Linked DNA regions of Homo sapiens: region 2 is linked to region 1. A link is a loop called in an ENCODE intact Hi-C map of the cell type or tissue named here. Cell type or tissue: MCF 10A. All regions are shown on one strand. Links, peaks and the distances in the headings refer to the core of each region. The heading gives the core; the rest is flanking DNA.

Region 1 (10,846 bases), core at 1,367-9,366:
GCCCCATGGGCAGCTGTGCCCTTGGCCTTGCTGTCAGATGTACTTGGACCCTCCAAGCCAAAGTCTACTTGGTCCCCTCTTTGTCCCCCAACTGTGGACATGTTGGTTTGTCATCTAGCCCATTCTAATAATTCTATTTCACTGAATAAAGATCAGCTGGCAGGCCAGGACTTTTCCTAGTGCCAACTGGCTTTTTCTGCATAAAGGGGATTTTCCAGCAGACGGTGCTTCAGGGATTCAGTTTGTCTTATGCTGGGAAAAGTCAGTCTTGAGCCAAATGTAGGTACCCATCCCAATAGACGAAGAAGCCTCAGGGATGGACTTCCAAGGCTGGCTTGGTCTCCATGCAGGGTTCTGGCAGGCACACCCACACATGGCCTGCTGAATACCACCAGCCTCCAAAGCTACCCAAGTCTGTCCTTTTCTTGTTAATGTTAATCTCTGTATCTTCCAAAGTTTAATGCCCATCTGGCATTTGAGGCTTGGCTAAAGAGAATCATGCCTCTTAATAAAACAAAAAGCCAATTACACAAGTTGTTACATTTGGCAGCTGGTATCTTGCTAATTTGCAGCATGGGCGGTCCCTCTGTTAATCCCCTCCCTGGGCTCATTGCTCCTGTGTCTCCTCAGCAGGACCTGGGTGGAGAGCCACACCGAGACATCTCATGCCACTCACAGCAGAGTCTCAGAATATCATGATGAGAAGGGGACTGAGAAAACAGTAAGGCCAATCCCCTCTATTGCACAGAGGGAGAAACTGAAGCCACCTGGCAGGGGGTTGGGTGGGAGGACCAGGCTTGTTCCGTCACAACCTGGTGAGGTTAGAACACCAAGTCCTGGCACCCAGCCTGACACAGCCCCTCCCACTGCCCAGGCACCTACTTTCTTATTCTCCACAAAATGCTCAGCTTAGGTGGGCCCCATTCTGACAGGTGGGCGCCTCCTACACAGTGTGATTTTAGAGACTCTAGCAGGCTCATTTGGCCTCAAACGACACCATTAAGGGCAACACACTTGTGCCATTTGATTTACTGGGTGGGTTCTGTCACCTGGCATCAGCAGGGCTTAGTTAACCCATTAGGCACCCCACTCCAGATAGTCTCAGAGCTGAGGAATCCCTGGTGGCAGAGGACACAGGGCAGCTAGCTATGACACAGGTAGAAGAGCACCTCCCTCCCTCCCTCCCCAGGTGCCAGTGAGGCGCTGCTGATTTGATCCCTTTGTTGGGGTTGGTCCTATCTAGCAGGGCTGCCCTCCACCCACCCAAGCCAAGAGCATCCTACTGGATTCCAATCCCCCTCCTCCAGGAAGCTTCCTGGCCACCCAGCTCTTACTGTTCTAGCTCCTTTGAACTGTCACCGTGCATGTGGTCATAGCCCCACAACCTTCATCTTCAATCATGCCCTAATATTTTCTGTCTGCCCTGATGAGACCCAGAGTTCTCCAGGGCAGAAGAGGAACATGATTTCTGCCCAGAGTTCTCTGCTTGTCGCTGAGGAAATGACAAGGTCGCTTGGAATATGGCAGCTGTGGTTGGCAGGCTGGGCTGTGGGCAGGGAGACAGGCTGAGACTGAGATGGCCCCTCACTTGGTATCTGCCTGCAGGCCAGCCTCTCTAAAAGTGAAGCATCTGGATCCTATTTAAGGAGCCTCTCCCTGTGGGAGAGTCCTAATTTTTTTTTTAAACATTAGCCATGGCTGGGCAGGAAGCCTGCTGGAGGATACCCAAAGTAAGACAGGGGTCCCAGGCCTGAAGGGAAACAGGACAGTAGTTCTCCCAGGCAAGCCAGCGTGCTCAGGGTCCTGTGTGGTCTGGCTTCCTAGGCAGAGTTGTGTGAGGACAGGCTCGGGGAAGGGCAGCATGGGTCCTGAAGCATGGTCTTTGGGCAGTCTTGGGGTTTGGACTCCTGTCCCGCCAGCTGGAGAGAAGGAATGAGGGATGAGGCGGTGCTGTGGGAAGTGGGGAGAAGGGGTAGGCAGGTGTGAGGCAGCAGTGAGTCAGAGGCTCAGGCAGCCTCGCCCTCAGAGCAGAGGGGGTGGTTTCAGGAATGAGAAGAAGGAAAGAAAGCCAGAGTTCAAAGACTCATTAGGGTCTAAGGCAACTGGCCCCATGGAGCAACAGGGAAAGGCAGGTTGGGGTCATCGAGTGGGTGCTGGGGTGCTGAGTCAACCCAGGGTAAGAGATGGCTCTCCCCTGCCATGACTGGCTGCAAACTGGGTTCCCAGCACAGACGTGAGCTTGGACATCAGGCCTGTGATGACAGAGGCCCTGGCTGCCTCCCTGGCCAGTACCAGCCTGGTTCTCTGAATGCCTGGGTAGTTCTGGGCAATGCTGGCAAGCAGGGCCCATGCAGGGATGGGGCATGGAGGGACAGCGCACAGAGGGCCAACGGTCCCGAGGACTCAGAGGGTCACCAACCCCAGGCCATCAAGACCGGCCAGCTCTGGGACTTAATGGAATGAGCCACACAACCTACAAAGGGTGTCCACTCCGAGACTCTGACCACGTAAGCTCTGCCCATGTTTTGGGGCTGCCCAGAAGCCAGCACTGCTTTCCCAAGGCCCTCACCGCAAGAGGCATTCCTGACATTTAACATATCTACTCTTGAGGGTTTATCCCATGTAGGTCTCGTGAAATTTAAAATCATGGCTAGTGTCCCTAAAACTCCCAGGATGGGAAAAAGCAAGCATGAGGGAAGAGGGTCTACGGAAAGTGTGGGCCTGACTCCTGGTGGCAGGACGGACCTGTCTAGGGTGTGAGAGCCGCTGAGTGTCCCTACAGGGCCTCCACTTGTCTGGCACAACACAAGAGCTCCCAGGGGAAAAGCCTCCATTTGAAGTGCCTGTAAAGTAATGCGGAATGTGTCAGATGATTCATGTGCGTAAATATCAGTTGGCAGACAAGGAAATGTCATTTTCACCTTTGTTCTCAGATTCTTTTGAAGTGTGAAAAAAGATGGTTTCAGCGATCACTGGGCATTGTTTGTTACAGGAGCATCATTAAAGAAACTGATTTGGGGCTTGAAAAACACTGAGGTATGAACACTGTCTGTTAGAGCTGGAAGGACTCCTCATCGTCAGACCTCGCTCCCGGGGCAGAAATTCCTCCGCCTCTTCCCCAACAGCCTCGGCTGCTGCTTGTCCACTCCCAGGGACGGGAAGCCCACTTCATCACCGGGAGGCCCATTGCAAAGGCAGCCCCAGCTGTTGGAAGGCTCACCATTTTATGGTGGAAACTGCTTCCAGGAGAGAGGAATTGAAATCCATGACACTGACAAGCAGGGCATTTGAAATTGGCCTCCCTGTCACCCACCCACAGGCCGAACATGTGCCTGCTGGGGCTGCCAAACACACCTCATCAAACTTCCAGGTAAAGGGCCATCAGCTTTGGAGACAGTTTTCATGTTTCTCCCGCCAGGGAGATAATGCTTCATGCTGAGATTTGAGGACTGGCAGGGGAATTATCTATCTATGTATCTATGTATCTATGTATCTATGTATGTATGTATGTATGTATGTATCTATCTATCTATCTATTTTTTAAAATTTATTGTCCTGTGGAATAAAGTTTTTAGACTGTGTGTGATCCTAGTCTTTGCCCCCTGGAGGTCACCTGTGTGTCAGAATCCCCCTAAGCACGTGACACCAAGGAGAGAACACATAACTGAGCTCAGTGTTTACCTTGGTATTAGGACTGGGTCATGGCCCAAGGCTCCTAGTCGCCAACCTTCCAGGCCTTTCCACAACGAGCCCTGGAGTCAGCAGGAAGCCAGCCAACAGGCTTCTGCAAAGGATCTTTTAAAGGTAGTAAAAAGCCAATGAGGACAACCACAATTCCAAGCAACAGTTGGAGTGGGAGCCATAAAACCAGCCCGATGAAAGAGAGCTGTTGTGTTTTAGTGTTAACATCACTTATGGGGGAATGGATCCAGACACATTCTGAACAGCCTTTGTTTCCCCTTGGGTAGCCAGCTCCTCTCTGGAGAGTTCAGGGAATCTGCATATCAAATGTGGCATTTTATGGTGCGAACTGAGCCTCCAGCGGGGAGGAACTGAAATTTCTGGCATATACAGGCCGGGCACTCTGCTTTAATTGTGCCCAGAGGGAGGGTGACTCCTTGTAACAGGCTTCTTCATGTTCTTTGTCACAGCTGCTTTCTCAGCAGCTCCCACCTGTGAGAACATCATGGCTGGCTGCTATGGACCGAATGTGTCTCCCCAGAATTCATACATTAAAGCCTAAATCCCCAACGTGAAGGTATTAGGAGGTGGGGGGAGCCTCATGAATGGGATTAGTGCCTTTCTCAGAAGAGACATGAGAGAGGATCTCTCTCTGCCATGTGAGCATGCAACAAAAAGGTGGCTAAGAAGCCACCCCAAAAAGGTGGAATAAAATTTTCATAGTTGTCTAAATCACCTATTTGGTGCTATTCTGTTAAGGAAGCCCAAATGGACTATTCTAATCCCTGCCAGGAAGGCCTGCGGCTATTACGAAGAGCCCCCAGGGCTCTGCAGCCAACAAGAGCTGACATGACACCACCAGCCCACTGCCTTTTGGGGTGATGCAGGAGGTGGGCGGTCAGCACCTTGAATCTTGGACTGTGGGAATTATAGGGATTGGAAGAGTTTTTTCCGAGGGTAACTTCCTTGAAACACATCCTGAGAGTAAGAATGTGAAATCCATGAGTAACACCACCATGTGGGAGGGTTGCACAATGAGCTATATGTAGAAGCAGAGATCCACTGGATGCACATACAAGAAGGAACCAGTGTGAACAGGCGGCAGCACCAATGTGAAAATGAGTGAGCTGGAATATACTGCTTCATGGCCAAGCTGATCCATAACTTAACACCAGGTTGGGTGTGTGGGATGCTGGCCCCACACTGAACAACTGTTTGGGGCAGACCCCACCAAACCTACCCTCCCTTCTTGGGAAGCCTTGATCATAACCTAGTCCATGTAGACTGGGTTGGGGCCACAGTGCACCCTCCATCTCCCTGGGTGGGGCACTAAGATGGGTGAACAGCACAAGCACCTGAGCAGCAATGGTCCCCAAAATCTCAGGATGAAGCATCACTTGCCTCTACCTTCAGCAGCATGATGCCCTTCTCTATGTTGGCTTAAATAGAACTGGTCACAGAGCTTCAGAGTTATCCCCACCCCTCAGGAAGCATGGGAAGTTTCTTCCCTTAGACTCCAGCTCTCTCCTGCAGTAACCACACTCAGCAGCACAGATGTGAGGGCTAAGCTGCTTGCCTCTGCCTGACCTGAAATGAAGTCCCTTGGGCAGGGAAACCCTGAGCCCCACATTAATCTAGCTAGCCATGTCCTGAGTGGTAACTTAGAAGGGTGATTTCACAGGATCTGGGAAGGTCCTCCTGCCCCCTCCCCTGGCTTCCCTATCCTCCTCCAACTGCCCACACTCAGACTTACTGACCTGGGCACAAAGGATTTTATTTGATAATTACAGGTGGTTAGATGTGCAACTTTCTCCTATTCGGTCATTATGGAGGCAAATTTATTCACGAGAAGTCCCTTTCTGGACAAGGGTCCATTGTACTGGTGGAGCTGAAGGGAGGAAAGGGGTCCACACAGGGGTTCTGGGCCCAGGGCACACAATGATTTTACCAGAGACAAGCCTGAGTTCACCATCTCTTCTCTGTGGAATTGAGCTGTGCAGATGAAATGGTCTTTTAATATTATCTCTTCTAGAAAGAAATTGTGACAGTACTACCATCTTGGTTAAATATGAACTTTCCAATCATATTCTTGGTGGGCAGTTAAACAAGCAAACCAAAAACCCCTAACTATGCACTGAATGTTTGTGTCTCCCCAAATTCATATGCTGAAGCATAAATCTCCAATGTGATGATACTTGGAGGTGAGGTGTCTGTTAGGTAATTAGTTCACAAGGATGGAGTCCTCATGAATGGGATTAATACCCTTTTAAAAAAAAGACAGGAAGAGATGATCTCTCTCTCTCTCTCTCTACCATGTGAGGTCACAGCAAGAAGATGGTCATCTGCAAACCAGGAAGAGGACCCTCACCAGACACAGTTCTGCTACCACCTTGATCTTGGACTTCCCAGCCCCCAGAACTGTGAGAAATAAATTTCTTTAAGCCACTTAGACTATGATAATCCGTTATAGCACCAGACTGACTAAGCACCCCTCATTTCAACAACTCAGGCCTATGACAGTGTTAGGTGACATGGGACCACAGATCAGACAGAAATCTTGGAGTCCCAAAACTTTAGAGTTGGATGGAACCTTGAGAGGCAATCAAATTCACGTCAGCCATCTAGAAATCAGTAGGTGGTATTCGAGGAGTGAGCTGGTGCATAACCTGGTTGGCAGTCTCAACTTAAACACCTCTGTCTCTCCTGAAGGGATTCTCTGCACTTTCCCTGCAGCACTCTTGAGCACCCATTACCTGCTGTTTTCCAAAGAAAACAATGGTTTGACTTACTGTTGTATAAAGAGATCCATTTATAAAGAGCTATTTTGAAAAAAAACCCAAAACATAGGGTGTGCATGGCATATATATATATATATATATAAAAGACTCTAAAGTTACATACCAAAATATTATCCCTGGTTCTCTCTGATGGTAAATCACTTTTATTTTTCTCTTTTGTGCTTTTCTGTATGTCCTAAATTCTCTGGAAATAATACATAATACCTTTGTAATCAGAAAAACAACAATAAAAGGAAAGCAACAGCAGTTACTTTTAAAGACCCCTAATCAATATTTTCCTGCCTTGATTGAAATAGCCAAGCCTCATGCTAGTTCCCCATTGTCAGAAAACAGCTGGAGTGTTGGTGAAAGCATGAAAGGAAATAAACTGGTTAGTAAAAAGCAGTGGAGGAGCTTTAAAGTAGGTGCTACTTTGTGATAAAAATGTACCTTATTCTACTCTCACTCCCGTTGGGTATAGTTGATCCATTAGAGGCAACTACCAAAAATATCTACTTGTCTAGAAATCTGGCTTTCTGTCACATTGGGATCAGTAATAGCCTCTAAAGTTAATTTGTTCTTCCCACATTGACATGATTTAAAGTGATATGAACCCTTGTGAGATGAGTGGAGAGAGTAGAAAATATTACAAGTTTCTGGAAGATCCATGGCCTTAGAGAGCACACATACTGCTTGCATCAGTTGATATTTATACTTAAGTAATGGAGAGATATACTATGTTTACGGATGGAAAGCCACAGTCTTGTAAAGATGTTGATTCTTCCTGAATTTACCCATAGACTCAATGCGATACAAATCAAATTTCCAACAGGTTGTGTGTATACACACGTGTGCACTTGACAAGCTGAATCTACAATTTATAAACATATACAAAGTCCTGAAGACAGCTTCAGTGCTCTCAAAGAAGAAGGACAAGGGCTTGTCCTATGAGATATCAGAACTTACTATATAAAGCTTTTATAATTAAGACATTGTGGTATTGGTGCAGGAATAGATCAACTGAACAGAAGAAAGAACTCTGCAATATGCTCCTGCAGAAACAGACATTTGCTACAAGACAGAGGCAGTATTGTAGATCTCTGGGGGAACAGATAGACTTTTCAATAAATGGAGTTAGGGCAAATTGGAATTGGAATTCATGTGAAAAATAATAAAACTAGGCCTTTGCATTATACCATTCACAACACATTAAATCCAGGTAGACTAAAAAAATAAACATTGGGTCCCGCTTTTAGAATTATGGCATAACGAACTCTGTAGACATGCTCTTCAGAGAAATAAATATAAATGGTGAAATGATGATTTTGATTTTAAAAAAAACACACACACTCCAAACCCAACCGGTTAAAGTATCTGGAAATTTTCCTAAGTACCTATAGCACATGAAGAAACATTTATTCAAGAAAATCTACTTTTGGGAGGCCAAGGTGGGTGGATCACCTGAGGTCAGGAGTTTGAGACCAACCTGACCAACATGGTGAAACTCCGTCTCTACTAAAAATACAAAAATTAGCCAGGTGTGGTGGTGGGCACCTATAATCCCAGCTACTTGGGAGGCTGAGACATGAGAATAGCTTGAAACTAGGAGGCGGAGGTTGCAGTGAGCCGAGATTGTGCCATTGCACTCCAGCCTGAGAGACAGAGCAAGAGTCTGTCTCAAAAAAAAAAAAAAAAAGAAAATCTACTAAATTCAGTAAAAACAGCAAGAGTCTTACTTGAGCCATGATCTGCTTGCTCCCTCTCTCTTTGCCAGCTAAATGTGAAGGAAGCTTCATTCTGGATGGAAGTGCCAAGGAGACAGGGTTCCCTCTTCCCCAGCTTCCAGTCAAGGTATATAATATTTCCCTGGGAGGTCAGGATGCCAGCACAACTAATCCCTGCCAGCTCCAGGCTGTGGAGACTAAATTCCAGGCAAATGCAACTGAGCAGTCTGGGGCTCTCATCTTCCACTCAGCTCTGACTCATAAGATGGAGACTCTACTGCTGGTGTGACAGGGCAGTAACACTGGGACCCGAAGTTCCCTCACCCCAGTTTACTCATAGGACAGAGATTTCATGCTGGGAGAAGTGAACTGAGAGACCAGAGTCTACCATGACAACCAGGCTAGAATTACAACTAAGGGTGTCATTCTAAGAGAACTGGGCCATTATGCCCACACCAAACTCTGGAGCAGTGGCTTGGAGATTTTGGCCATGGGGCGAGACAGGCCATTAAAATGGAGAGCTCTGACTGAGAGGAATTTGGAACAGAGTATGAGGAAGTTTGAGCCTAAAAGTACTCTTAAAACAATGAACATTTTGGTGGTAAGTAATTAAGAGGAGGCTGGTAGCTCCATGAGAGCAACAAGCTAGACTGTAGGACAGCTAGTTTACTAGGGAAGAAAATGAACCAAAAAAAAAAAATGAACAAAGCCTCAGAGAAATGTGTGACACCATTAAGCACACCACCATATGTGCAGTAGAAGCACCAGAAAAAGAAAAGAGAAAGGAACAGAAAATTATTTGAAGGATTAATGGCTAAAAACTTCCTAAATTTGATTAAAAAATTAATCAGTACATCCAAGAAATTCAACAATCTTCAAGGAAGATATACACAGAGATCCAGGTGCACTCTACTAAAAATATAGAAAACAAAGACAAAGAGAAAAATTTGAAAGCAGCAACAATTTTTTTTTTTACTCGTGTACAAAGGAACTTCAATATGATTAACAGCTGACTTTTTGTCAGAAGCTAAAGAAGCCAGCAGACAGTGGAATGACATATTCAATGTGCTAAAAAACAAAACTGTAAACAAAGAATCGTATATCCAACAAAACCACTTTTCAAAAACGAAGGCAAAATAAGGACATTCTCAGATAAACAAAAACAGATAATTCATTGCTACATACCCACTCTACAAAAGGTGAAAGAAGCTTTTTAGGCTGAAAGCAAGTGACCCCAGATGGTAATCACATCTACACCAAAAAAAAAGAGCACTGGCAAAGATAACTATGTAATTATAGCAGACAGTATAAATATACATTTATTCTCCTTTCTTGTTAGCTGATTTTAAAAGCAATTGTATAAAATAATATGTTTATAACTGTACAATTGTGCCTATAACATACAGAAATATAACATACTTGAAAATAATAGCACAAAGGATGTAGGTGGGTGCAAAACTGTATTGGAGTAAGGAAATGATATCAAATGATAACTTGAATCTACAAAAACACTGAAGAAAACCAGCAATGGTAAATAAGAAGGTTAACATACAAATTATATAACTATATACTTGCTCTCATTTATTCCCTCAGCTTCAAATGACAAAATTATTTAAATCAGTAAATTTAAAACATGTATTATTGGGTTTGTAACATATATAGTTTTATTTTGTGTAACAGTAATAGCAGAAAAATGTAAAGTGTAAAATACATATAGGAATAACATTTCTATATCTCACAGAAATTAAAAGTTTTAGTATGAATTTGAAGTAAATTCTGATAAGTTATGATGTATATGGTAAACCCCAGAAAAATCACTAAAAACACCCTCCAAAAATGTAGGAAAAGTATCATTAAATGACTTAAAATGCTACAACAGAAAATGTTCAGTTAATACAAAACAAAGCACTGAGGGAGAAACAGAGGAATAAATGAAATGAGACATATAAGAAGCAAAGTAAAATTTCAAATATAAATCCAACTATATCAATAAACATATTAAATGCTAATGAATTAAGCAATCCAATCAAAAGGCAGAGATTTTCAGACTGGATAAAAAAGTAATATTCAAATATATGCTGGCTGTAGAACACATACTTTAGAATTAAAGATATAAATAGATTGCAAGTAAAAGCATGGAAAAAGAAACTATAAGAAAGCTGAAAGAGTTATACTAATATCAGACAAAATTAACTTTAATATAAAACAATGCTACTGGAGATAACCAGGTGTTATATAAACAGATAATAATAAAAGGGCTAATCAATTTGAAAGATTTAATAGTTTTAGACATATACACATCTAACAAGAAACCCCAAAATACACGAAGCAAAAGCGACAGAACTAAAGAAAGAAATAGATGACAATAATAGATGGAGGCTTTAATATCTCACTTTTAATAATGAATAGAACAACTAGGAAGATCAACAAGAAAATAAAAGACTGACAAAACTATGATACAACTAAACCTACTAGATCCCGCTGGAACACCCTATTTAACAAAAGCAGAATGCACATTTTTCTCAAGTGTACATAGAACATTTTCCAGGACAGACCATATACTAGACCAGAATAGAAAGTTCAATAAATTTAAAAGAACTGAAGTCACACAAAATATGTTCATCTACCACAAGACTGAAATTAAAACCAGTATCCAAATGAAAT
Region 2 (10,846 bases), core at 1,018-9,017, 87 kb after region 1:
CTGCAAAAGAGAAATGTCTAGATGGAGAGAAAAGAAGGAAAATCCCAAGGGAAGTTTTATGTCAGCTCAAGACCATATTCAAGGAGGCTTCAAGAGCAAAATGATACTTAAGGTCTTAGAAGAGAAGTGAATGGTCAAAAGGCAAAGGGTTGGTGACATGGAATTATGAACAAGACTCCTGGCCTGGTGCCCACACTCCACCACAGCCTGAGGACATGGACTTCTGCAAACCTGTGCTGGCCTCCTGCTCCCTTGCCAGGAAGGGAATGCCTCCAGCCTGGGCTAGCACCCAGAAGTTCATGTGCATGCTCCCTCTGAACCCACAGGGAGGCTCCTGGAGGTCTGACAGTCGCCGAATACTTCTAGGTTCCCAGCTCTCGTAGTGTCTTGTCATCAGCAAGTTCTACTTGCTACGTGTAAGGCAGGGGAGGGCGTTCTGGGGATAGTAAGTTAGCAATGCAGGTATTTCCTGTAAAGAGCCTCAGCCATGTGGATCAGTCTTTTGGGCATAATGTCCTGGTTATATTAGGACCCCAGGGACTCTTGGAGGAGCTCCTCAGGGTCCTTCTGTATCTCTGATTTCTGCAGCACATCATTCACTGACTCACACATGCACATACACACACCCTAGCCCAAACCTCCTGGTGGGTGGAGATGAAGCCCACTGGCTGTGAAGCTGGCCGTCCTGAGACAACAAGTGGGCCATGCTCGGACTGGACGCCAACTTAGGCCTTGTGATAGCTTTGGCTTCTACTTTTTGCTTTAGCTTTGATGTGCTCTGGGTTACACACTTGGCTAGTGAGCCCTGCTTTTGGGGGATGGTCACCCTCCCCTTTCTTCAGTGTAGCTTACGCATTAGTCCAGCTTAGGGAGGGGGAAAACCAGCTGATTCTCTGCCTGCTGCCTACACTGCCTTCAAGACCCAGACACAGGCTTTCCCTGCTGAGGCCAACAGCCCTTGGTGGTCACTGGCACTTTGGGTTAGGACCCAATAGTATGAAGCTTTCTTTCTTTCCTTTTTTTCTGAAGACTTGTCAATGGTCAAGGCACATCATACAAAGTTGTACTTAAAAAAACAAAACAAAACAAAACAAAACAAAACAAAAAACCCTGAAGCACAAGTAACACACCACATAAGCATGCAATTTTCTTCACTATGGTTTTGCCCCAGCATAGGAACGAGCCCCCAACTATCTGTGACATGAATGGTTCTGAGTTGAGAAGAGCTGGGAGCACACACAGCCTGGCTGCACCCAGAGGATGCCCCAGGAAACCTGTCTGCTTCCTACCTCTGGTCCATTTGTGCCCTGCTGACTTTTTGAATTTTTGCCCTTCAGATCTCTACACAGTACAGGAACTTGCTGAAAGACCTCATGAAATATGACTGGTGAGATTCCATTCCTCTGACCCTCAGCAAGGATGGAGCTAAATGCACTGGGTGGAATTTACAACCTATAATTTTCTGTAACATTTTTCCTGGAGTGGGGAGATAGAGAAAGAAAAAAAAAAAGAAGAAGAAAAAAAGAAAGCTAAGAGAAGGAAATATAATTTCAATTCATTCATGATTTATCTATTCCCTCCCTGTGGCTGCAGGGGAATTTTAACTCGGTTGCAAAATGGCCTGGTTGTGCAAGATGCCACATGCCATGGAACTGCAAACAGCATGCGCACGTTAACCTTTCCTTTGCTGGCTGCTTCCAGCCTTTCACCCTGCTGCTACCTGGCCTGACATTTTATAGATTTCAGCAACTGGGCAGGATATCACGGGCCTTCTGGAGCACACAGGTGGGTGGTACCTGGTATGCATAGACTCACCCCTTTCCCCGCACAAACAAAACTCTGTAGCCAATGTGAAACAGAATGTTTGAAATCTGTGTCCTTTCCACTTCTGCTGCTTTCTCCTTTATCCAATGCCTTTCCTTTGAAATGCTGTGAAGCCCTGAAGGGATGCGAGTGAGCTGTGAAGAGGAGCCTCTTAGAATTGTCAGTTTCATGTTAGCCAGCCAAGGCAGCGGGGCCAATCAAACGCTTCTCAGCTGCCTGTGTCATTTGCACTGATGGGCTCCACCTACAAAGGAGTCGTCAGCATCTCAAGTCTGCATTGCCCCACTTGGTGTAACAAAGCCCTTCCCCATACATTTCCCCATTCAATCTGCTTCTGCCATTTAATCAAGCATTCTTTAACTTCCAGAAGAAAAGGGAACACAGTGACCTTGGAAGGAGTGGATGAGGCCATTAATCAATGGTCTCTGCATGTAAATGAGGAGCAGCCAATTCCTACAGCTGAGCATCAGATTCCAATTAGTGCACAAGACCGAGTCCGGGAGGAAGGGGTTAATGTCAAATGTCACCAGGCAGAAGAAACACAGGAAAATTCATTCCCATAGCCTGGCCTCCGACAAGCATCTATCTATCTATACGTTCAGCTGAACTTTCCTTTCCCATTCTGCGCAGTGAACAGTCATTGTTTAAAAATGTCATGATAATAATCAGCTTTTGCGGCAAAGATATGAAAAATGTATTTTAAGATCAAAAGGATGATATTGTCTTCCAGCAGATTACACATTCCGCCCACAGAAAAGGCTAATCTGATGTCCTCAGAGAGGAAATAGGTAAACATTTTCAACATTATCACCATCTGTGTTTCATTTCTTTGGGCCTGCTCAAGAAAAAAGTTATTTATGTATTAATAAAAAAGAATGATTTTGTCCTTCAGAAAATGGTAATGGCAGCCTTGAAATATCTGCCTTGGGTTTTACAATCCCAGCTGTGTATGCCCAGGAAGAAACAGGGATGCCATCAGCTCACCTCCTTGGGTAGTGAGCCTCCTTCCTCCCCGTTCTCTGTCTTCATCCCAAATTGAAGTTAGGTCTGGCATTGGCCAAGGCAGCATCTCATCCCATGTATTTCATGAGGAGAGAATAGGCTTCCTTAATGGGAATGCCAGAGAGGTGCCCTGGGGTTGGAATCCCCGTCCTTCTGCATCTGGCAAGCCACATGTCCTCTCTGGGCCTGGGTCCCATCTGTGGACTGGGGATGGCCTGGCCTCATGGGAATGCCCCCAGATGATGGGCAACTGTTTTCCAGTTACCAGGGCCTCACAGACACAAGCACTGGCATCACTGTTGTCTGTGGGAGTATTATCACCAAACACAAGGTGGGAGAGGAGGAGGGAAGGATTGAGTGCTGTAAAACCTGCAACCTTTTAGATTGTTTCAAGCGTTGGCTTGGACAGCCTCCTGTGAAGGCCCCATCACATCCTCCAGGAGCTCTGGAGCAGCAGGGGGTAGGGTGCACACACACCTGTTGTAGACGGGGACGGAGGAGAGGCGCAGCGGACATTAGACACCCCAGCTCCCATGGCCTCTGAAAGTCAGGCTGGTGCTGATGGATGGCTCAGACCTCTGCCTTAGAGGTATGGTGTCACTGCCCCCACCTCCAACAGACCCCACCTGCCTCTGGAAGCAGGAGGGCATGTGTGGGGCTGAAGGCTCTCGGGAAGCTTTCAGCCAGCAGTCTTCCAGAAACTGCAGAGATTCCACTGTTTTTCCCCATTTCCTTGGGCCTGAGAGGCTGAAGCAAAGGGCACATATGTTTATTCTGAGGCTAAAAACAAAGAGCAAAGCAAACCCACCGACAGTCCCCGAGAGTGCTTTCCCTTTCCACCACCCTGGGGTCCGTGCAGGGCAGCCCTTCCTCCAAAGCAGTGGAGAGGGAAGCCCCCATCAGCCACCACCCATGAAGAGTCTGCATGTGGAATTAATAGCATACCAAGAGTCACTCAGTATTTAGGACAATTAAATATGACGAGGATTAGATTTTTTTAATTCCAGGTTAAAAAAAACCCACTTATTTAGAACTTCAAGTGTCAATATAAAATAATGTTTTTTTAAAAATTGTTTTGCTCTCAAAAATCTACCTTAGAGTTGAGTAAATTAAATATTCAATTAGCAGATATTATCAAACATCTGCAGAGGAGACTGTGGAGAATTAACAACAAAGCAAAACCAAACAGACAGTCCTTGTCCTCCAGCAGTTTGTAGTCTGAGGCAATGGGGTCACACAGGAGAGGAAAGAGGCTGTGGGGGCCAAGGCTACCTCTCTCATGGGAGAACAGGAGACCATAAGCGTCAACTCAGGCTTTGGGAAGTGAAATGCTGTGGCGCTGAGTTTTGGGTTATCTTTGATGAACTCTGGCTTATCCACACTGGACTAGTGAGCTGTGTGTCTCACCACCCTCCCCTTTCCCTAGGCAAAGAATCATGCCACACTCTCCCCCTGCCCCTGTCATGGACACAGGGTCCTCCTTTGAGGTAGGAAAATAGGATCTGGAGGCAGGAAACACATGAGGCTGATTCACACTTCAGCTACGAAAGGAAATATCCTCCCCATAGGGTGTACGCCGAGTAAATGACTTTGTAACTTTACTTCATCCTCTTCATTTAAATAGGGTGTAAACCAAGTAACCAATGGAATCCTCTAGAGGGTATTTAAGCCCCCATAAATTCTGTAACGGGGCCCTTCAGGCCCTATGCTCAGGCCCGCTCCCACACTGTGGAGTGTACTTTCATTTTCAGTACATCTCTGCTTATGTTACTTCATTCTTGCTTTGTGCGTTTTGTCCAATTCTTTGTTCAAGACACCGAGAACCTGGACACCCTCCACCGGTAACACCTTCCCCAGTGCTCTTTCCAAGGGCAGCAACCAAGCCACCGGGGGGATGACAGCGCCACCTAGTGTGCAGCTGTCTGTCCGCCATCTGATTTTGGGGTCCCCGCTCCTCCTTGCAGGGACCACACATTTTCTGCTCCTGGTCTTTTGCAGTTTCCAGCTCAGTTAGTTTCACCTTATCATTGCTTCTCGCATGAACACACATTTCTTTTCTTTCTGTCTATGAGCTCCAGGGCTCTATTCCTAGAGAAGCCTAATAGTCGCAAGCCTCATCTCCGTTTTAAGAAGTAACAGGGCATGTTTTATAGTGAAACTGAAAAAAAGTCGACTTTCCAGTGGGGCCCAACGCTACCTAGGGGATCTGATTGTCTCTTTGGAAACTTTCTACAGGGAGTATTCACTGGGTCAGGGCAGGCCTGAATGCTAGTCACACTGCTGGCTGTGTGACTTTGGGCCAAACACCAAATTTCTCTGAGTCTCAGTTTCCTCGTTTGATAAACAAGGGCTTGAATTGAGCTCTGGCTCAAACGCCTTCCAACTCTTGCATGCTCTGAGGCTAACTTCTCATCCTCTTTCAGTTAAATCTGTTTCCTTCAGGTTACGCCAAGCAAGAGAAAATAAAGGAACAATTTCCCTTTCAGTGCTACAATTTTTCTTATAACATTGGATTCCATGATATTAATTGTATGTATAAAGTAGTTTTTAGCAACATTGAAGGTTAAATAAAGTTTTGGACACTAGTGCAGAAGTCAAACCACATTCAGGAGAATACTCCTGTGGAAAAAAATGCATTTTTGTTTTCAAAGGTCTAGATGACTGCCTAATGCTAAACTGCTGGGAGCAAAACTCTCTTGTGAGTTGTGGACTGCTTGCACAAATCACTTACTCAAATTCCATCTGTCAATGTGGCTCTGATATTAAAATTGCCAATCTAAAGGGACAATACCCTAACTAGCATGGGTTTCAATCCACGACACAATATTGGGGCCTCCATCCATCCTCCCCTGTCATAACAGACTGATTACCTCCAGAAGTGGTTCTTCAAGAACAGGGTGACTGTCACATTTTTGGCATTTTGGCCTCTTGCAAGGGACTTAATTACATTTCTAGGTAGTTTACTGGAGCTTTAAACATTTTTCTGTTCCATATCCTAACTCTACAGTGCAATCTCCCAGTTTTAGTTCACCAATGTTTGTTGCTGTAAATCTGTCCTTGAAACATCCTGGGATGAATGCAAATTTGATTTTTACTCCCTAAACAAACAAACAAACAAACAAACAAACCCTCCGAATTAGCAAAGAAATTCTACGGAAGTTACAAGCTAGGCTCTGTTGCTGACTGACTGGACATATCTGGGGCGCCCAATAAGATATTTTTCACTCCAGTGACCTTGGAGAAGGGTTGGATGCTTCATCCTTATTCACTATTCTGCTATTCATATCAAAGCATTTTATACCATTTATATGATTTATCATGCCATTTGATCAGCCTGCGTAATAAGTCTCATAAGTTATCTTCATTTGAGAACTTTACTCCCCCAACACATTTAAAAAGAAAAGACCGAGACCTAGGATGTTTAAATAAGAAAATAACTACACATTCTCACAACCACACCTCAGAACCTCCTGGCTCTCAGCAAGGATGAGACAAGCTCTAGGCCTATGCAGGTTTAGAGGAAGAGTCCTGCCAAGCACAGGCCCTGCTGCCAGCCATGATATGAGAAGTAAACAATGGTCTCAGGCAGCAAGTGGGGGCCATCTGCTTTCAAAAACCATCTGACCTCACCTGAGTCCATCACAGACACTGTCCAAAGAAGGGGCATTGGGGAGAGAAAGGTAGACACAGATCTCAAGACCACGTCCTCACTGAGGCAAGAGAGCCACGACAACTGCTTCTGTGACATGCCCCGATGTCCCCTCTGGCCCCCCAGATGATGTCTTCTCAAACAGAAAGCTGGCCAGGTGCTCACACACAGGCTTGGCACTCATAGCCCTTGAGGGGCAGGGCCTGGGAGCTTGGTCCTCCCTCTCCCCACACCCTGGAGAATTCCTAGGAAATATGCCAAGCTCTGTGTCCCTTTGGTGCCAGGGCACATGCGTGCTCTTGTTCTCACTCCAAGATGTAGAAAACACCTTAATTATCTTTCAGCCCATTAACACTCAACTCTGTGGCCCAGAATTCAATTCAACTCAAGTGGACTCAAAGTAGCACATGTGGAGGATGCAGGGGTTGACTCTGGAGCCTCCACTTCACTCCTAACGATTAATCAAAGACACTCCTGAAATCCCACTTCCATGACAACGATTGGTTCGGGAAGGAGCCGGTAGACTACCCTGGCCAGTGAAATGTGAGGAGTGCTAAGAAGGATTCTGAAGAGATAGTCTTTTTCCTTGGATGTGGGTCTGTGAGTGACTCTGCACGGTCCAGCTGGAAGGCTAAGCTGGCCCACGAAGGATGATAGAGTGGAAGGAAGCCGGCGCTTGATACTGATGATGGTTCTGAGCCTGGGGCCTGCCCTATTCATGGACTTGGCAATGTGTAAAAATAATTTTCCCTACTATTTGAGCCAGTTTGGGGCTTTCTGTAACCTAGAGAGCAGGTGACCTGACACCACACTCAGTTTCTGAGCTGCGCCTGGGCCAAGGTCTCAGAGATGGGAGACTTTGTGCTCCTGGAGTTCGCAAGCAACCAGAGTCTGGCTTCATCTTCCTTCCAAAGCCTGGCTGAGGAATGCCGTGCGAGGCAGGAAGTCTCTTCTAGGTCTCAGGGATTTGACCATCTTTACTATGCATGAAGCACCAGCAAGCAATCACGGCAGGCCCAAGGCCACGCCAGCATCCTTAGTGACTGTGTGTCAGGCCTCACAGACACTCCCTGTCCTATGAGTACCTGGTGACAGAGATTTGAACAAATTTTAGTCAGGCTTTTTTGAGCCCTCTGCTTTGCAGGGCCTAATCCTTGGTCTACTGGGCCCAGTTTTAGCAAAGAATCCTGAGAAGCCAATTTATCCAGGATCCTCCACTCTTGATATCCAATCAAGTGTCTCTTCCTCCACCTAGAAGTCTAATCAAGTTCCCCACCCCCTACACCAAACTAAGCCCTCTTGGTAATTTTCCATCCTTTCCCTTACTCCACCAGCTGTAAATCCCTACCTGTCCCTGTCGTATTTGGACTTGAGTTCAACCAAGTGTTAGAGCAATTTCTCTTCACCACTGGCCATCCATTTTCCCCTTGTACCTGTGCTTTGTGTTTCTTCTCTGGGGTGCAAACCCAGACAGCAAGGCAGGGGAAATGGTCTGTTCCCTAAAGCACACTCTCCTCCCTCATCTTTTCCTGGCTTCTCAACCTCCTAGGACAAATTTCTTACATAATCAGAGGACTGGGTTTTTCATACAGCTATGAAGATTAAAGTACAATATCCTGTGTCAAGGAGTTTGACTTTAATATATCCTGGCATAGATGACTGATAGCCTTTCCTGAGAGCAAATGAGGAGAGAGAACGAATACAAGTGACTGCATGAATGAATCAATTACTAAATGAAGGTGCTGAGCACCTGAAGGCAGGCTGGAGAATAGGAAGGACCAGCAAAGTTAGGTGGAGGCTGGGGAAGCCAAGGACTGGCTTCTTCACTGGCATTACAAATTTGGTGCAGAGCAGTTCCAAGCCTTCTTGCCAAACTATTCTTCCATGTCAGTATCGATTCATTGTTTTGAATTCAGTCTCAATCACCTCCCAAGGTGACAGTCCCTGAACCTGGAGTGTGTACTCACTGACATATCACAACTGTGATGGATCAACCGTCTCACGTCTCAAGGTGCCCTTGGATGTTCCACCTAGAAGCTCTGCTTCTGAGATGACACTTACACTAAGCAGTGTTGGGGCCGCCCCTCCCCGTCTGCACAAGACATCTGTAGCCCAGCCCTGCCTTTGCTCTATCTGAGCGCAAATCCACCAGGCCAGGTGCGGCAGTGGAGGTGCCCAGAAGAGCCCAAGTTACTAACTTGAAGGCTGCTACATTTTCCCAAGAACAAAATCACTCTTCATTGCTGAGTCCATATGCAGGTTTTTCTGGTTTAATAATGAGAAAGACAGTCCCACCCCCACACCACCAAATACCCCAAACAAAACCATAGCCCAGGCTTAAAAGGTTCCAGTTGTTCAAGGGATATCTCTCTCTCTCTTTCACAAAAGGAAAACCTTTACTGGTTTTACAAACACAGCATCAGCAGAGGGGCCGGCCTCGTGGGGAAAAGTTCATTTGACTCCTGTGGCACAAGCAACTCTCCCAGAACAGCAGCTTCCAGCACTGAGCTCATACTCCTACCTTCCCCCCATGGAGGGGAGAGGTGCAGGTCAGCCATGAAGGAGGGAGAAAGCTGCTGCAAGGAAGCCTGGGGAAAACTTGGTCCCTGGACCTGGAGGCCACACAGAGTCGAGCCAGGGAGTTGCTCACCCAGCTGCAGGATTTGATCGGGGAAATTCTCAAAGGTTATGCAAAAGAAGAGGCTGTTTTCATACTTTTTATGTATGTATTTCATACAAAATATAGCGGACTCAACTAGTAATTTAAGTGGGACCTTTCTGTGACCTTCCCTGATAGGAGCAGTCTCTACTCAACCACATCTATAATACATCCCCAAGAAGTCAGTGCTTGGCTTCCCCAACCCCCACCTACCTTTGCTGGTCCTTCCTATTTTCCAACCTGCCTTCAGGTGCTCGACACCTTCGTTTATTAATTGATTCATGCATGCAGTCACTTTGTATTTACTCTCTCTCTCTCCTCATTTGTTCTCAGTAAAGGGTATCAGTCATTTATATGAATGGTAATTTGCACATAGGGCAGTCCGGCCTGCTATCTTTGCTAGTCCCTGAAAGGCGTTGCCACATTGGTCTCCCCTGGCCTCTGCCCATGCCATGCTCACTCCTTTCTTTGCCTGGTGTTCCCTCCATTGGGAGCACCCATTCTATTTCTTACCCACCCTTCAAAGTCAGGCTCAAGTTCTTATGGCCTCTCAAAGTCTTTCCTACCTGATTTAACCCATATTAGTCTCCTCTGAGCTCCTCTCATCCGTAAGACCGTGCCACAGAAATATGAACAGGATTCTGTGCTGTCTTGTATTATCTTGTTACTTTCCCCCCAAATAGAGAATAAGCTTCCTGAGGCCAGGTCCCATGCCACATATTCCACGAAGCCCCAAGCAGGGTGCTGAGCCCAGCCCATGGTGGGAGCGGTGGTTGTTCAGGAGTGAGGCAGACTAGCTCTGGGTTCTAGTCCTGGGTGGGTGACCCAGAATCAGTTCTTGCTCTGGGCAGGGGGTGGGGAGGCCACTCCCCACACACATGGAGGAGCACAGTGGGGTTGGGCCAGTGCTCACTGTCCTGGTAAGGGAGCAGTTCCTCTCAGACTTTGGTGAGTGGCAGCACAGCTGCAGGTGGGCCTGGGTGACAGCGACTGTGTGAGCCTGAACAGAGGGTCAGTGCTGTCTAAGGTGGGAGGAAGAAAGTCTTAATGAGGACCCTGACAAAGCAGCATGCAACATGGGCACTGAAACCAACTCTAACAGGGATACTGGATTTCCAAGTGATTTTATCGATGGTTGAAGGCTCAACATCGTGGCTAGCTTATCGTAGAGACCAGACCTCTAATCCCTATGCCAACAAGCTTCCAGTGCTTATGGGAGAGATTAAGTTAGGATTTGTACATTTTCCTGCAGTGGGGCAGGGGGAAGGAATAATTTGTGCCCCTCACTTGGTTGTGAGTGGAAGGAAACGGGACATGGCCTCTGCCATCAAAGTGTTTACCCACTTCTTGAGCAAGTTTCTCACCACATCCTGCTCCCCATATGGGAAAGGAGGGGGCAGGGTGGGGACAGAGTCCCTGATGAGCCAATCCATCAATCTCTCTCTTCCCCAGGGTTCTCATTTTGAGTGGAGTTGAGGTAGAAGAATTCCTTGGGACAAGAACACTTACCGGCCAGGTGCGGTGGCTCAAGCCTGTAATCCCAGCACTTTGGGAGGCCGAGGCGGGCAGATCATGGGGTCAGGAGATCGAGACCATTCTGGCTAACACGGTGAAACCCCGTCTCTACTAAAAATACAAAAAATTAGCCGGGTGCGGTGGCAGGCGCCTGTAGTCCCAGCTACTCGGGAGGCTGAGGCAGGAGAATGGCGTGA

The links. A loop is a pair of places that touch in the nucleus more often than their neighbours do. Peaks named below come from ENCODE experiments on the same cell type or tissue, not always from the same donor. Only the 100,000 strongest peaks of a DNase experiment are listed, where the experiment ranks them.
Region 2: it touches region 1 in a loop (2.5-fold over the local background); 4 of 110 quality-filtered maps call a loop at or near these places.

Annotation. Positions count from the first base shown.
Region 1 is chr5:133,368,752-133,379,597 of GRCh38, forward strand. All of the region lies in intron 4 of FSTL4 (follistatin like 4), which reads right to left. LOC124901068 (a long non-coding RNA gene) reads right to left here and starts at 10,091. Exons shown (of 2, transcript XR_007058941.1): 1 at 8,195-10,091. RefSeq lists enhancers at 1,757-2,956, 2,059-2,593. In MCF 10A, for the core only: no CTCF peak of the experiment used is centred there; DNase peaks (open chromatin) are centred at 1,980 and 4,720.
Region 2 is chr5:133,455,617-133,466,462 of GRCh38, forward strand. All of the region lies in intron 3 of FSTL4 (follistatin like 4), which reads right to left. Among named protein-coding and RNA genes, the nearest start is that of MIR1289-2, 33 kb to the left of the region's middle. RefSeq lists an enhancer at 1,806-3,005. In MCF 10A, for the core only: a CTCF peak has its summit at 4,738 (motif pointing left); DNase peaks (open chromatin) are centred at 1,635 and 4,705.